Linked DNA regions of Homo sapiens: region 1 is linked to region 2. A link is an interaction called in ENCODE POLR2A ChIA-PET data of the cell type or tissue named here. Cell type or tissue: A673. All regions are shown on one strand. Each heading gives the region's core, and the rest is flanking DNA. Links, peaks and the distances in the headings are about the cores only. Region 1 overlaps LINC01396 (long intergenic non-protein coding RNA 1396). Region 2 holds the start of LOC101928306 (a long non-coding RNA gene).

The links. Peaks named below come from ENCODE experiments on the same cell type or tissue, not always from the same donor. Only the 100,000 strongest peaks of a DNase experiment are listed, where the experiment ranks them.
Region 1: POLR2A ChIA-PET joins it to region 2 with 16 read pairs; 3 of 35 experiments call an interaction of 5 or more read pairs at or near these places.

What each region holds. Positions count from the first base shown.
Region 1 is chr4:4,850,012-4,855,376 of GRCh38, forward strand. LINC01396 (long intergenic non-protein coding RNA 1396) reads left to right here. Exons shown (of 4, transcript NR_125765.1): 4 at 696-816. Among named protein-coding and RNA genes, the nearest start is that of MSX1, 7.0 kb to the right of the region's middle. RefSeq lists enhancers at 2,159-3,116, 3,111-3,200, 3,117-4,073. In A673, for the core only: a CTCF peak has its summit at 2,666; a DNase peak (open chromatin) is centred at 3,080; H3K4me3 peaks cover 1,099 bases; H3K27me3 peaks cover 863 bases.
Region 2 is chr4:4,915,833-4,921,197 of GRCh38, forward strand. LOC101928306 (a long non-coding RNA gene) reads left to right here and starts at 4,976. Exons shown (of 3, transcript NR_125893.1): 1 at 4,976-5,328. It also overlaps the pseudogene RN7SKP113. In A673, for the core only: no CTCF peak of the experiment used is centred there; no DNase peak of the experiment used is centred there.

The DNA of each region.
Region 1 (5,365 bases), core at 149-5,148, 66 kb before region 2:
ACTTTTAAAAATTAGCCAGGTATGGTGGTTCGAGCCTGTGGTTCCAGCTACTCAGGAGGCTGAGGTGTGAGGGTCGCTTGAGTCCAAGAGGTTGAGGATGCAGTGAGCTGAGATTGTGCCACTGCACTCCAGCCTGGCCAACAGAGTGAGACCCTGTCTGGAAAAAAAAAAAAAAAAAGGAAATTTAAACACAGGAGAATAAGCTACCGAAGAGGGGTGACTTCAGCTTTCTTTTTAAAATGTCATTCAAGAAACCTGGGACCAACACTCCAATGGATTGTCCCCAACCCTAACCCCCAGGCTCTGCCCTCAGGCCTTACCCACCACCCGGGTGCAGCTGCCCATATGTTTGGGGTGCTCTGGGTTAGGAGCCCAGCCTGGTTGATGAAGGGTTGACTGCCTGGTAGTCAGCCATTCATCCCCCTCTGAGGTCCCCTCTTTATGTCAGGCTTTGTACTGGTCTCAGGGACCCATATGGGCTCACTCTGAGGAGCCACCCCATGGCCACACACAGGGATTGGCACTGGGGCAGCGAGAAGCAGCCTTCCCTGCCTTTCCTCATCAGGAAGTCCACAGCAGGGAGTCTCCGAAGTGGGACTCATCCCTGAAAATCCCGAGCGCCAGGAGACGTCTTGTTTTATGCTCCTTTTTGCTCGTATAAACTGTTTAACTCCAGTTTCTCCTGCATAACCTAGGGATAAAAATAGAGTTGCTGTGAAGATGAAGTAAATGAAGACATGCTGAGAACTCAGAACAACGCTTGGCAACAGTAATTGTTTAATACGTGCTATTATTAACAAGTAATAGTCTTTCCCATCCTGGTATTCAGCTCCTTGATTTTCCAGACTCCTCGGACTCAGATCCTCCTCACCCAACTTCAAGGAGGAAGACAGAATGGGGCTTAGCAGGTCCATTACACAGATGCAGCAACTGGGATCTGGGGATGGTCACTAGCTGAGGTCAGAGGTGGAGGCTGGCACCCCCACCCCCTCCCGCAGAGCCCAGTGGGGTGAGGTGGAGGGTAGGGCTTCTCAGGGAATCACTGTCCTGCCCCTTCTGCGTGCCCAGGGGACCTGCGAACACTCTAGACCTGGGGGGCCCAAGAAGTTCAAACCTCCCTGACCTTCGTGGTACAGGGAAAACCAAAGTCTGAGACGTTTGCAGGCCCCAGGGCCAACCCACCTCATGCAGAGGCTAGAAGGCCTACAACCAGAGCCCCCCTCCAGCCCGTGGTATACGGGAAACCACGCAATGGCACCTATGGGTTCCAGTCCTGGTGGTCCCTATGCACAGCTGCGCTGCCAGGACCTCGCCACTTCAACTCCCGGGGTGTCCACTTTCTCATCTGAAAAGTGGGGTGGTCACCTCTGGACTGTCATGAGAATTAACTTTGGCGGTGCATGTGAAGCACCCAGCAAGTAAGAGGAGCACGTAGTCAAAGTAGGTTTTCTCCAGGCGCCCCCTGCTCCAAGAACTGAACTCGGGCGCCTCCTCCCACACCAGAGAGCAGAAGAGATGCTCTCTGAACCTACCGGGCCAGAGTGCTGCAGGGTGCCCCACACTTTACAGCCTTTTGCACCCCAGTCCTCACGAATGGGCATGGCCCTCTGCGAGGTCGCGAAGGTGCAGGCCACATGGCACAGGTGGCTTCTGCTTAGAGAGGCTGGGGAATGCCCCAGGTATCTTGACCTTCCTGGGGACGGGGAAGGATAAGCACCAAGTGGGGGCTGCAAAACCTGCACTTAGTATCAGTTCTGCCAGTTTCTGGCTCAGAGACCTCCGGGAAAATGACTCCCGTTTGGGCCTCAGTGTCCCTTTCTATGGAGGATGGATGTTGCGCCAAATGTCTAGTTTCTTGCAACCCCGGTGTTTTTTTTGTTTTGTTTTGTGTTTGTTTTGTTTTGTTCTCCTGGGCCTAAAGGAAGGCCTGCGGAGGAGTGAGCATGAACATCCCGCCCCTCCCCTCCCCTCCCCAGTCCCTCAGCTTGGTCTCAGCTGTGTCAGTGACCCTGGCTCAGAAAAGTGCAAGGACCAAAAAGGGTCACACAGCACCCACACCCCACCCCGGGGTGGGGAAGGACTGCCCTATTCTCCATAGCAAACCCAGGTTGGGGTGGGGGCTGTGGTGAGCAAGAGGCGGTGGCTGGGGGAAAGAGGCAAGGGAGGAAGAACCTTGTCCAGGTGTCACCGAGGTCACAGGGACCCTGGGTCATTGGTTCTCCACCTCCCCAACTTTCCCCACTGAAAGGCAAACTCAATGGACTCTCCCCTTCCTCTCTTCGTACTCAGCGAGCACTGATTGAGCACTTACTGCATGTGGGAGGCTTCCCAGTCACCGTCTCCTCTGGACCTCTGTTCTCTACCCAGAAAGGCCCTCCGGTAAGGTGAACACCCCTCCATCTCACTCAAGGGCGAGGAAAGTCAGGCCCAAAGATACAGGGCGTAGGCCTGCTGCTGCCTATCCTGGGCCGGCTGAGGTCTGGGCGGTAAGCGCAAGAGGGAAGAGGGCAGAAACTCCAGGTGGCAGGGGCTGTGGCTCTTCCAGCCCTGAAGACAGGGAGCCAGCAGCCAAAAGAGAACGTGCTGGGGTCCAGCCTGGGTGCCCTGAGCTGTGCCAGCTGCCCCTCCAGAAAACAGACGCTGCCTGCTGCCTCCAGCGGTGGGCTGCCTGCGGGTTCCCGGTGACCCTTTCCCCCTCCTGGAGATGCTCTGCATTGCCCCGCTCGCACACTCCAGTTCCCATCCTCGTGTTCTAGGACGGCAGGGATGAATCACTATAGGCTGGCTCTCTCTAGCTCAGCCCGGCCTGCTGCGGCCTGGGGCCACTGCTCCTGGGTCCTCAGGACTGCCTGGGGGAAGGTAGTGCATTGTGCAGCGCGCGGTCCAGAAGTGAAAAGGGAGGCGCGGAGATAAGCTGCCGGCGGAAGTTCCCTCTCCTGCCTGGGCCGACCCGGCGCTTTACTGCTTCTCACGAAGGTGCGCCGGCTGCTCCAGAAATCGCAGACTGCCTCCAGGAAGAACTTGCTGGAGTCACAGCAGCTTCTCAGCGACTTGACAGCAGTGATTCAGACTTCAACTTGGGCGGAGGGGCGGGGGAGGAGAAAGAGATTTCCAGAGAAAACGACTGAGCGGTAGGGAGGGGAAGAGAGACCGAGCCACGCGCCTCGAGAAGCAGTGCAGAGAGCGGAAGAGACAGAGGCTGCGAGACCTACCCACAGAGACCAAGAGAGACGCTCGGAGGGGAGACCGCCTTAGGCGCAGAGATTCAGAGGCAGACAGACAGGCAGACAGAAGGATACAGGAAAGGAATGTCGCCGAAAGGCAGGGACAAACCTGAGTCCCAGAAAAATAAGAGACAACTCCCACACACCAGGCTGTCCGCGGGCCGCCTTGTCACAGAAAGGCAGCTCCCCAGCCCCGCAGAGTCCCGACAGCTGCCCCCGCGAAGGTGGGGCGAGGGGCGGCTTTTCCGGGGGAAACTCTCTCCCTGGACGCCCCTCCTTTCCAGCCTCAGCTCTGGCCTTTCTCGGCATCCCCAGCTTGCCTTCAGTTTCACTCCATATCTGGGTCTCTCAGAGGCCTCGGGAGGTCTTCCGTTCTCTCTGTCGCCGTGTCCACGGAAGGAGCCTCCCCAACCCTCTGTGGCTCCGCGCCTCTTGGGCCGGAGCATCTCTGTCTTCCGGAGTCTCTTGATCATTGCTCCTGCCCGTCCTCGCCCATTTCAAAGACGACCAACAGAGGCTTAGAAAAATTGGCCCTCCACCCTCGGCTGGTTACCTGGCTCGTAGCCCTGGGTCTGTTTTCTTCTCAGAGAGACCTGAGATCCTCGACATTTCCTAAATTCATGGAAAACCTCGACAGTGTTCAGGACTCCCAAAGAAGGTGGTGGGCGGGAGGGGGAGGAGCATAAGAGAAAAGTAGTGAGTACGGGCCCAAAGACCCATTTCGTGGATTGGGGGAGGGACGGGGAGGCTGTTCCACGAAAATACTGAGAGCATGAGAGCATCCTATGTTTTTTTTTTTTTTTTTTTTTTGAGATAGGGTCTTGCTTTGTCACCTAGGCTGGAGCAGTGGAGCGATCGCGGCTCACTGCAGCCTTGACCTCCTGGGCTCAAAAGATCCTCCCGCTTCAGCCTCCCCAGTAGCCGGGACCACTGGCGCGCGCCACCACGCCTGGCCTTTATTTTATTTTATTTATTATTATTATTTTTTGGTACAGGCGAGGTCCCTCTATTTTGCCCAAGCTGGTATTGAACTCCTGGGCTCAAGCGATCTTCCCGACTTTCAAAGTACTGGGATTACAGGCGTAAGCCATCGTCCCTACTCGCTATATTTTAGTGCATTTCCTCTTTTGAAAGCGCCCCGAGAGAGGCTGCACCCAGGAATGAAGGGAGTGGATTCCAGGCGTTCAGACCCACCTGCGAACAGATCCTGATGCCACTACTAACTAGCTGTGTGACCCTGAGCAAGACACTTAACCTCTCTGATTCTGTTCTTTCATCTGAGGGGGAGCGGGGGGAAATCTGACAATAATACCTACCTCCCAGAGTACAGAGTAGAGAGGATTATAAAGAGATAAAGTTTGTGAAACCTCTGACAAGGGGCCTGACACCCAACTCAATACAAGTCAGTTATCTTCCTCGCATTCCCTCCCACCCCCTGCCGGAACTGAGATGGGGCCCACGGCGGGCTGCGCAGGGCAGAGCTGGAGGGGAGAAGGGCCAGCCTTCCTCCGCCGGGGTGGGCAGAGCCAGAATGGAAGACGTTTGGTCGACCCTGGAGCCTCGGGGTCTGCCTGACATCTCCGGGCTTAAATAACCGTGCGCCTTTGTTATTCGTCAGCAGCAAAGTGGTTCGTTACGCCTGATTGGTCTAATTGCTTTGAAATGGGATATATTATCTATAATTATAGAGCTCTAGGAGAGCCGGCCGGCCTCTCCTTTCATCTTCCCAAGTGCACCCTCACGTCGCGATCACATTAATTTGGGCCATTTGAAAGCGAGGGGGGAGGCTGGGGCTCTCTTCTCCTGCTGATCCTGGTCCTGCTCACCCCCTTCCAAATTTAAAGACACAAGGAAGCCCGGGCCTGGGACGGTAGGGAGAGCAGACAGTGGGGGAAGGGGGGGGGGGTGGGGGCAGAAGCCGGGAGTGGGGCTTGTCAATTTCGCCTTGGCGCCGGGTGAAATCCACTCCACGCGGACTGTACCACCGCACAAGTTGCACCCACTTTGAGGAGGATTTAGCAAGAAGGAGGAAACATTTTCACAAAGAGTTTGTATTTTGACTTCGCTGTTAAAAGGAGGTACCAAAACTCCTGAAAAGCGCAAGTTCTGCCTAGGTCTCCGGAAAGCAGAACGCTGTTTTT
Region 2 (5,365 bases), core at 69-5,068:
TTGGTGCCCTCTAATGCCACCACCCCTGCCCATCTATGGCCTACATTCTCAACTGAGGCAGCAATAATCCCAGCTCCAATCTGGACTCTGCTTCCTGGAGTGGCAGGGTCTGTCCTGCTCTGGCAGCACCTGCCCCTGCAACTTCATTCAGGGATCTCCTTCCTGCATTTCTTGTCCAAGGCTTGGACTCACTCCTGTCAGCTCCAAAAACCCATGTCTTCCTCATTTCCAAGGTGGAACAGGGGCTAAAATCTTTTAAGCCCACTCCCACAGAGTGAGGGCAGAAGAAGAGTGCTCATTCCATATCACAGGTTGTGGAGTCCCTGGAGAGTCAGATCTGCCCTCAGCCACTATGTAAAACCCACCTCCTGCACAGTTCCATTTGTCTTCAAAGCCTTTGTCATCATTTGCCACATGATACGTTAACTTGCTTGGTTTTCATTGTGTCTCCCTGTTCTCATGATAGTGAGTGAGTTCTCATGAGATCTGGGAAAAGCCACTCCCATGATTCAGTCTTCTCTACCTAGTCCTGCCCTTGACACATGAGGATTATTTAATTCAAGGTGAGATTTGAGTGGGGACACAGAGCCAAACCATATCATTCCACCCCGGCCCCTACCAAATCTCATGTCCTCGCATTTCAAAACACAATCATGTCCTTCCAACAGTCCCCCAAAGTCTTAACTCATTCCAGCAATAACCCAAAAGTGCAAGTCCAAAGTCTCATCTGAGACAAGTCCCCTCCACCTATGAGCCTGTAAAATCAAAAGCAAGTTGGTTACTTCCTAGGTACAATGGGGGTACAGGCTTTGGGTAAATACACCCATTCCAAATTGGAGAAATTGGCCAAAACAAAGGGGCTACAGGCCCCATGCAAGTGTGAACTCCAATAGGGCAATCATTAAACCTTAAATTTCCAAAATTATCTCCTTTGATTCCAGGTCTTACATCTAGGTCATGCTGATGCAAAAGGTGGGTTCCCATGGCCTTGGGCAGTTCTGCCCCTGTGGCTTTGCAGGGTACAGCCCTCCTTTCTGGCTGTTTTCACAAGCTGGCGCTGAGTGCCTATGGCTTTTCCAGGCACATGGTGAAAACTGTCAGTGAATCTACCATTCTGGGGTCTGGAGGATGGTGGTCCTCTTCTCACAGCTCCACTAGGCAGTGCCTTAGCAGGGACTCTGTGTGGAGGCTCCAACCCCACATTTCCCTTCCACACTACCCTAGCAGAGGTTCTCCATGACAGCCCCACTTCTGCAGCAGACTTCTGTCTGGACATGGAGGCATTTCCCTACATCCTCTGAAATCTAGGCGGAGGTTCTCAAACTTCAATTCTTGACTTCTGTGCACCTGCAGGCTCAACACCACATAGAAGCTGCCAAGGCTTGGGGCTTTCGCCCTCTGCAGCCATGTCCTGAGCTGTACCTTGGCCTCTTTTCACCATGGCTGGAGCTGCAGAGAGGCAGGGCACCAAGTCCCTAGGCTAAAGCATAACAAGAGTCACCTTTGCACCTAAGAAGTTCCCAATAAGTTCCTCATCTCCATCTGAGACCACCTCAGCTTGGACTTTATTGTCCATATCACTATCAGCATTTTGGTCAAAGCCATTCAACAAGTCTGTAGGATGTTTCAAACTTTCCCTCATCTTCCTGTCTTCTTCTGAGCTCTCCAAACTGTTCCAACCTCTGCCTGTTACCCAGTTCCAAAGTCACTTCCACATTTTCAGGTATCTTTATAGCAGCATCCCACTCCTGGTACCAATATACTGTATTAGTCCATTCTCATGCTGCCATAAAGAACTGCCCAAAACTGAGTAGTTTATAAAGAAAAGAGGTTTAATTGACTCGCAGTTCCGCATGGCTTGGGAGGCCTCAGGAAACTTATAATCATGGTGGAAGGTACCTCTTTACAGCACAGCAGGAGACAGAATGAGTGCCAAGCAAAGGGGGAAGCCCCTTATAAAACCATCAGATCTTGTGAGAGCTCACTCATTATCATGAGAACAGCATGGGCAAATTTGCTTCCACGGTTCAATTATCTCCATCTGGTCCCGCCTTTGACATGTGGGGATTATTACAATTCAAGGTGAGATTTGGGTGGGAACACAGAGCCAAACCATATCACTTCCCCTCTACATGATGTAAACTTTACAGGGGTGGGGACTGAACCTGTTAAGGTTCAGTGCTGTATCTTTTGTGCATGGAACAGTGTCTGGCATATCATAGGTGCTCCAAAGTATTTGTTAAATAAATAAATGCCCAAATATTGTTTGCCTCCTGTGGGGTGGGTGTCTGCCCCTCATCTCTCCCGTCTTTACCTGTCCCCACAGGTGCTGCCCCCACTCTGAGCTGTCAGCCCCACCCCCTGGCCACTCCAAACTAAACTATGATGCTGCTACCCCCATTGATTCTGGGGGATGCTACCTTGTATAACCCCTGACGTCATGCTCCCTGCTGGACTGGGCTAACATATGCCACAAAACCTAGATTAGTTAATAATGCAAGAAACACTTGCCCTGGGACCCCAGGGGGTAAGGCTTTGCCTTCTAAGTTTACAATCTAGGGGTTAGAGGGCAGAAAAACAAACAACAAACATGGCACCAGACATTGGGTGTGGCCTGGGGAGGACAACAATGTCACATCCTTCAAGGGCGGGATCTTGGTGAGTTGTTGGGTGTCTTCAGTTGCAGATGTCAGAAGCCAAATGTAACCAGCTTAAGTCCAGGAGGAACGTCTATTGGCTCAAGTCCTCAAAGATGGAAAAGGAGCCTGGACGTTGCAGAAAAGCCAGCTCAGCCGGAAACAGAGTGACATTTTCTCCACAAGAGTACCTGCTTCTGTTTGCACACTATGGCTTAGTTTTCTTCTGCTACAGTTAACTGGGGAGACATGCCCCTGGAGCGACATCTGACTCAAGAGGAAAGGGTCTTCTGTCTCCTGCTCCCCCCTGGAAAATCCTCTGGAAGGATGAGGTTGACTCCCCTGGGGTACGAGCTCCCCCTTGGGCCCAAGACTGTGGTCTAAGAGATGAGGCACCAGGCAGCCAGGAGGTCTCACACGCACCTCTGTGAGCAGAGAGACGGGGGCTGCTACCAGACAAGGAGGAAGAGGGCAGGGATTGCACAAAGGGCTCTCTCTAGGCACTCCCTGGGATCTGGGTCTGCAGCCATATCACACCTCCCTCTCCTTGGCCCACCTAGTTGGGCTTCTTCCTGCCTGGTGGCCCATGCTGCAGAAGACCTTCATGCCTTGCTGCTGAAACTGTACACGGTATCGCCCTGTGCCTAAGGCTACTGAGCTTCCACCCTGTCCCAGAGTCTAGATGCCCTCTGTCCTTACCTGCCCAACAGAATGGTCGCTGCTGCCTACCCACCAGCCTCTGCATATGCCCTCCCCACACCCCCGCCCCCACCCCCACAAAAGCAAACTCCTATTACCCTGTAACAGTCAGTGCAAGTGCCAGCTTCACCATTCTGAGCTATTCTTGGGGTCTCAATGCCCCAGGACCTCCTCAGGCTTCCTTAGGCCTCTGAGCCCAGCAGGCTGCAGAGCCAGGGACTGAGGGCTGGGCCATGATAGGTCCATGCCCTGGAGCGCGGATCTGCAGAGTGGCTCTTTTTGGCTGAGCAGGGGCCATCTTGGTTTAGTGCCTGGACTGGGATTATTTTCCTCTTTTCTCCCCTGGTGCATCTCTCCCTGCCTCCCTGTGCAGACGGGAACCCCGGGAAAGGCAACTGGAGCCCCACTTTAAGTGATGTGCAAAACATCCCAGGGGCCAGCAGGCTAGTGCAGTAAAGGAGAGGCTGTCGGGTGTGTGGGGGTAGGGAGGTGGGGGCTAGGTTCCCTTTACCTGGTTACCTTGGAGCCCATCTTACTAAAGAGGATGGCTTCATTAGCTAGGCCCTGGTGTCCCAGAGTTCTGGGTAAACAAATTATCTTGAGGATCCAACTTCCTGGGTGGCTTTGCCTGACTTCACTTCCTTGGAAGCAACCTTGAGTTCCTGGATACAGTTGTGCCTGCCACTTGCCACTCAGAGCTGTCCAGAGAGGACACACCAAGCACACCCAGAGTGGGAAGCTCTTGGAGGGCAGAAAGGCCCAGTGGTCAAAGTAAGCAGATGCAATAGAACAGGCTGAGGGAGCCCAGCAACAATAGCACCAAGAACCCACTGCAGGCCAGGCATCCAGAGAGCACGCTCTGTGCCCACATGCAGCTCACAGTCCAGTGGCTGGCTTGGCTGTGGGACGCCAGTGACTCACTCGGTACTGTTCAGTCCATGTGAATCATGGCGCCGCTGGTTGCCCAGGCCAGGCCCCCGGCCAACCTCTGCACAGCTGGGTAACATTAAGAACTTGGCGACGCCCGCAGCATGCAGCAGATCCTCTGGGCCCTCCTCTTGCTGTTGTTGTTGTCAGATGTTGATGAGAGTTTGGGAAGCAAGTAAGGAGCGTGTTCATTCTGGGCTGGGTCAAAACTGGGCCGGGCTGAAGGGCAGGGTGGGCCTGAGGTGACAGCCTGCAGGGCATCTGGCCCCTCTTTAGCTCAGTTGTCAGCTCTGAGCCGTGGCATCCTGGGTGCATTCATGATCTTCCCCATGCCCCAGGGTCCCCATCTATTAAAGGGGACATTGGGGGACCCTGGGAGGACTGGGTGAGAGTGTATATAGAGAATACCCAGAACAGTGCTGGTACATACCAGCTGCCCCACACACCTTGGCCATCCTGGGTGCCTCAGTCTCTCCTGTGTCCCTTTCTTCTCCCCCACCCTTCCCCGTCTGCCACCCCATTCACACATTCACACCAGCTACAGTTGGCGGGCATCCACGTTCTCTTGAGGGTCCACCTGCTTTTTCCCATCCTCTTTGTCTCCTCCCTCACCAAGCTTTTCTTAATATTTTAAGCTCTAGAGCCCTAGAATGTTCCAATTTCTAGCACTCTAGAACATTCTATGCCCCAACAAGCATGTGCCTCTTTGTCTTTGCTCACTAGATTCCCTCAGCCTTCAACACCTTGAGAGCTTGTTTGGAGGCCCTAGCAGGGGTGCAAAGCTACTCATATACCCTTGGCTGAAGACCAGTCCTCCTCTATCGGGGATTGTCGTGAGTGCAGCTTTGGGAAGGACGCATATGGAGTGGTGAGGGAGGAAGGGGACACCTGCCTAGCCAGCCAGATCAGCCGAATCAACTTTGGCGATCAATGGGGTGACAGATGTCACAGCCAGATCACCCTCACATCCCCCTAGCCTTGAACACCTTTCCCCATCTTCTTCACCTGGCACTTTTTCTTGTGGCAGGAGATGGCAGGATGAGATTGTGGTCTTCCATCCACACAGGTAAGTGACAGTCCTCAGCTCAACTCACCTCCTCTGT